Regions from separate parts of the Homo sapiens genome. Here region 2 is linked to region 1. A link is a loop called in an ENCODE intact Hi-C map of the cell type or tissue named here. Cell type or tissue: K562. All regions are shown on one strand. Links, peaks and the distances in the headings refer to the core of each region. The heading gives the core; the rest is flanking DNA. Region 1 overlaps LYRM4-AS1 (LYRM4 antisense RNA 1). Region 2 overlaps CDYL (chromodomain Y like).

What was found. Peaks named below come from ENCODE experiments on the same cell type or tissue, not always from the same donor. Only the 100,000 strongest peaks of a DNase experiment are listed, where the experiment ranks them.
Region 2: a loop joins it to region 1, with 2.5 times the contacts of the local background. A loop is called at or near these places in 4 of 110 quality-filtered maps.

What each region holds. Positions count from the first base shown.
Region 1 is chr6:5,029,595-5,032,512 of GRCh38, reverse strand. All of the region lies in intron 2 of LYRM4-AS1 (LYRM4 antisense RNA 1), which reads right to left. It also overlaps a transcript of LYRM4 not described here. Among named protein-coding and RNA genes, the nearest start is that of RPP40, 27 kb to the right of the region's middle. RefSeq lists a silencer at 1,555-1,715. In K562, for the core only: a CTCF peak has its summit at 1,686 (motif pointing right); a DNase peak (open chromatin) is centred at 1,662.
Region 2 is chr6:4,941,257-4,944,174 of GRCh38, reverse strand. It overlaps CDYL (chromodomain Y like), which reads right to left. Exons shown (of 7, transcript NM_004824.4): 5 at 419-629. Among named protein-coding and RNA genes, the nearest start is that of LYRM4-AS1, 61 kb to the left of the region's middle. In K562, for the core only: no CTCF peak of the experiment used is centred there; DNase peaks (open chromatin) are centred at 1,824 and 2,224.

The DNA of each region.
Region 1 (2,918 bases), core at 222-2,721:
TCTGAAATCTATTTTTATTGTACATTTAACAAATTTTGCTGTAAACAATAAGTTTAAAAACAATAGTCATAACTCATTAAACTGTATCTTTTAATTTTAATATGTTATTATACCTCAATGAAACTCAGTTTTAAAAAACAGTGAATAAAAAGTTGAGCTATTAAAACTAAAAAGTAATTATTTGCTAGTTTGTATACACAGACCCAAGAAATAGAAATATAGGAATATTTGGAACTTGCTCCTTCTTACAGCCTTGAGGGAACCGCTTATCCCTTATTACGCCTTGGTTTCCCTCAATGAAACTAGAAAATATTACCTTGCAAGACGCTCATAGTTAATTAATACGTATGAAGCTCTTGAATCTAAATATTAAATACTTGATGATATTGTCTGGTAAATATTATCTAACTGCATTTATAAATACTAGCATTTTTACAGCCTAGTGGTAATTACAAAGTATAGCCCATTTAAAATGAATACAAATATGTGCATATATATTTTTCCTGTGAAAGTAGGAAAAGAAAGTTGAAATTATGCAAGAACAAAGTAGAAAAATATGCCTCTCATATAAGATTGAGTGTTTCCATTGATCAATATAATTTTTAAAATGTTGTGATGATTCTTTTTTTCACTTAATTGGCTATGTCATTTGCACTCTACCTAAGTGAGATATTAATAAATTGTATATGATGTAAATAACAGGAAACAAGAAGAACTGCTGGCCTTATTCATAGTTAATAAAGAGAACCAGATGATGAAATTGTCTGAAAATAAGCCATTTTGTTTATTAAAAAGTTACTTCTGCTCCAGGGATCCAAGTAATAGAGCTTTGTGTTTTCAGAGGGAATGTTGCCATAAATCAGGGTATCACAACCTCAGCACTACCGAGGTTTGGGGCAGCTGGGTAATTCCGTTGTGGGGGCTGTCCTGTGGGCTGTGGGAGGTTGAGCAGCACCCCTGGCCTCCACCCACTAGATGCCACTAGCACCCCCTCCCTCATTTGTGACAACCAAATGTCCCCAGGGGGCAAAATTGCCCTCAGTTGAGAAACACTCCTATAAATATCATGTCCATGCTGGGGTGGGTGTACTTTTACATGTACGGGGGACTGGCCCGTAGGTTTGGCGGTAAGTCCTGGGCTTCCAAATTGGCATTTCCCAGTAGCTGGGCTGATGTGACAGCCTTCGGTTGCTCGGGCCTCCAGGCAGAAAGTGGAGGTGCAACAGGGGCTGTTTGCACGCTGCCTTGGCAGAGTTGGGGTGACAGGCACATCTCATGTGTTCACAGACACTGCCAGGCCTTCTCAGAGCTCATGACTTGCCTCCCCTTTCCCTGCAGTTAGGGAGCCTTTTGTCTTGCCCTCAATTCTCCAAAATAACCCAAAAGGTTTCCTTTATCTTTAACTCTGTTATAAACATGTTGACACTTTGCCAAACAAAAACCTGATGAAACATATTCTGAATTTTCTACTTTCCTACATAAAAACTTACAAACAACAGGCTGAAGGAAAGAATGTGTAGAGAAGATACAGGAAGTGACATCATAAAGCTGGAGGAGACTTTAGAGCTGAGCTGCTCTTGGTCACGCGGCACACAGTCCCAGTGCTCAGTCACCATGTGTCCTGCATGGCTCCCATGTTGGACGGCACAGACGGAACATCTCGATCGTTACAGGAAGTTCCACCAGATGGCGCTGTCTCCAGGGACATCTAGGGCACAGGCCTTACTTTATAACGAAGTCCTAGAGAGATTTATGTTCACCCGGCTGAAGAGAAGCAACGAGCTCAGGGCAGAACCAAGACTGGGAAGCAGCCCAGTTAACCCCACGCTGCGATCTCTCCCGCACACAACTGCCTTGTGGCAGGTCCACACCTGGAATGCCACATGGGGTTTTGGCCATCATAGCCTAAGAATGAGGGTCAGATAGGTAATTAAGAGAATGGACCAACTCTAAATAAAATGTTAGTCCAGTTCAGTAACCATGTCTCGTATACCTGCCATGTACCAGAACTTGGTCTGGTTATGAAGTTGAAAACAAACAAACAAACAAAAACCAAATAGATCCCTGTCCTAGCAGGGCACACAGACTGGGAGGCACTCCTTTCAATCCCACGTAGCCATCCCAAAGATAAAGATGAGCCCAGGGCCCAGCCTGGGGTGGGGAAGGTGGGGAAGGCGTGCTTGCTAGAGGAGATAGCATCCCTGTAAAGAAGGCAAGAAACGAGCTGGGATGGAGGGAGTTGCAGAGCCCAGCACTCAGGGGAGCAGACGGGAGGGCGGCCTGAGGATTCCCCTGACTGTGGCTTCGTTCCACTCACCTGGCTGTGCCCGGCCACCCCATGTAGAGGTCCCTCCTCAAGGCAGCATGTTTAGGGCACCGCCTCCACACAGATTCCCTTCCCATCCTGTGGCCCGCTTCTCATCCTCCACACCTGTCTTGCTCAGTGACGCTATGCTCCATGCAGGCTTATGCTTCTGGAGCCTGAGAACCAGCCTCCACTCTTCTCTCTCACACTCTATATCTAAGCTGTTGGCACACTCTATTCCTTTTTTTTTCGGTAAGTTCTAGAACCTGCTTCATCCATCCCCATGACTATCTTTGTCTCGGCTTCCATCATCTTTTTCTCTCTTTCCCTCTCTTCTTTTTACTTTTTATGTTTTTTAAGAGATAGGATCTTGCTGTGTTGCCCAGGCTGGAGTGCAGTGGTGCGATCATAGCTCACTGCAGCCTTGCACTCCTGGGCTCAAGAAGTCCTCCCGCTTCGGCCTCCTGACTAGCTGGGACTACAGGCATGCTCCACCATGCCCAGCTATTTTTTAAATTTGTTGTAGAGGTGGGGTCTGTGTTGGTCTGACTGATTTTTGAACTCCTGGCCTCAAATAATCCTACTGCCTTGGCCTCCCAAAGCACAGACTACA
Region 2 (2,918 bases), core at 296-2,795, 88 kb after region 1:
AACGGATTAAACAGTTAAAGAAATAAAAACACACAATTATATGGACGACAACCCTCTAATCCTATGTAACTTTGCTCCCTCTTAAAATTGCCTTCTCTTAAAAGTGCAGTTTTTAAGTTATTAGGTGAAGAACTTTTCAATTGCAAATTGTTGGTTGGGTTACTGATTGGGTATTTACTAACAGTAGATATCCATGTGAATTATGCAAAGTGGTAGGCTCCTCAGTGAATGAAGTCCTTCTCTAGGGAATGATGCAACAAAGGTCAACAACGTCTATGAACCCAAATCTGAATTACAAGATGGAAAGTCCCCACAGAATGACACACTGTACAGCTTTAGAAAAACAATAACCAAACTAGATTTCTTCAGGAAGCTTTCTAGAATGACTTTTTTTTTTTTTTTTTAAAAAGGTACTCACAGATGCTCCTCCCATTATCTTGGGAAACATAACGGTAGAACAGCCATCTGGACTCTGTCCGAAGGTGGTATAGGGTGTTTGAAACCAAGCCTTTTCATTAGCCCAAACCACATCGCAAAGAGGCAATATAGATGCTCCTAGACCAATGGCTGGGCCATTGACTGCTACAATAATGGGCTTCTTAAATTGAATGAAAGTATTCACGAAGTTTCTAAAATGAAAAATAAATGGGGAATTACTCAAAACATTGCATATTTGAGCAAAGGAAAAGTCTATTATGGAATTCAATTTACCAAGATGTAAATGCTACGGAAATCCTGAAGACTTGAGATTTGTTTAAGGCCTTCCCCAGCAGTTGTGGACCCTAGACTTATTTACTACGTGTTGTAAAGGTTTGGTGACAGCCTGGAGCCCACGCATGTAGTGGCTGTCACTACAGGCCCTACGTGAAGGCCACAGGGTAACATGCAGCCATGAGCTGCACTGGAATTTGCAGGTGGCTCTCGGGCTCTATAAACAACACATCTTGCTCCCCAACCTGTCTTCCCTCGAAGACACAGGAGCCCAGTACATATTCTGGGCTTCACAAGACAAATCAAGAAGCTGTCACAGAGGAAATCTGGCCCAGGGCATACTAAGACTGCCTGGTGTTAAGTGTACGGTGGTGGATTAGGGTTCACAAAAACCCTGGGATCTGGGTCTGGCCTTGGTTCATGATTTCAGACAGCTCACTGATTATCTGGCAATAATTGCTATTTCCTGAGTTTATGTGGAAGTGGACTGAACAGTCTGGGGGATACAGAGACAAGAGTGTCACAGGCTGGCTCAAGACATGCGACCTGCAAACAAGAAGAGCAAACAGCACAGGGCTCAGGCCTGTACCCACATCCTGCTCCACTGAGGGCTGGAGGGTACGGCTGCAGCAGGAGTTCGGAGGACAGTGGGGTCAGGCGTGGGGCAGCCTCTGCACAGGACAGAGGTTTAATAAATCAAGCCCATGCTATTTTGGGATTTGCTTTAGATCAGGCTGGAAAAGTAGGCTGCTTTTCAATGTAGGGTAGCTTGGTGTCATACCACTTTAGGAATGTGCATTTTCTTCCCCTAAATACTAGAAGCTGATCTTATGCTCAGAGGTTGTTTCTTGTTATGATTTCACACAGTGGAGAAAAGAAGAAACACAAGATAGTCCCTTCAGTGCAGGCTGAGTTCTAGATCAGAAGTGCAGAGTAAGGACAGCTTTTCACTTGCTGGATTCTAAACCTGACCCCCATCTTTAATACTGAAAATAACAATCTAGATGCTCTCTACAATTCAGCAATTTAAAACCACAGCAATCTGTTCAGATCTTCTCTGAAAATCATGACTCAGCATCTGAGATAGCTCCCCACTCAACTCCCCGAGACACTGACGGATGACTCATATTTTTTGGCAGGGGCAGGTCAGGGAGGTGAGGAGGGTTGTGTCTGTGTGTGTATGAACAGGAGAGTGAGGAATTGCAGAGTTTAGCGGCTGGACCTCAGCCTAGCCCCCAAGGTTTGTGGGATCTTTGCATTGAGCAAGAATTAACTCATTCAAATGAATGAGTTGCACTAAGTCTTTCTAAATGAGAGAGCCTGAGGCATTCTTAGAAAGATCACACTGGGGTTTAATGATCAGAGTGTCAGACAACCTTTTAAGCAGACTCTTGAAATAAGCCTAGAAGAACTACATGAAGCTATTTCAGTTGTGTCATCTTTTGAAGATATGGGGTCAATGACACAAGATGGAAATACATTTCCTAGGCCCAGTAACTGATGACTCATGAAAAGGTAAAACTGCTGAACTGTCTCTCAATGATAAGGAACAGCTGTTTCCAAAATCTGAGTAGCTCCAATTTCATCTGCCTTATGGAACAGAAGGCAAACTGTTATAGCCGTTGCCCAGGCTGACATCTGGAAACCACGGATGGGGCAATAAATTAACATAAAAGCGATGATCAAAGTCAAGGTAATAAGAAGGTAATTCTACAGAAAAACAGTAAAAGGAATTATTTCATATATCCTTGCCTCCATGCCCATATATTTGTATAAAAAAATCTGCTTCTAAAATATTAATAGATATTGGTAAGTCGAAACTTAGATTTTGATAGGCTGAAGGCATTTTTTGGAACTGAAATTTTATTTTTACTTTTGCCTGGAATGGTGACTTCACCTGAAGCTGGTGGCTCTTTCTGGACGGGGTATGAATGAACCAGCATGCTCTGGAGCAAAGAGCCCCTTCCCTTTTCAGGGAATGGGAACTGGCCATTCTGAATAGTGAGCCCTGAGATGCCAGAAATGGATGTGGTGCACACAGAGACTCGTTTTGTTTTAAAAAAGAAAACCTTTACAGAAATGCTTTCTCTGCCTAGTAGAAACTTCCCAGGACCATAAAGGCTTAACCAAGGGAGCTGCAAATCAAGGCACAAGGAACCAGAGGCGAGGCAGGGGCTGCCTTCAAGCCTGGGACGGTCCTCTCCCAA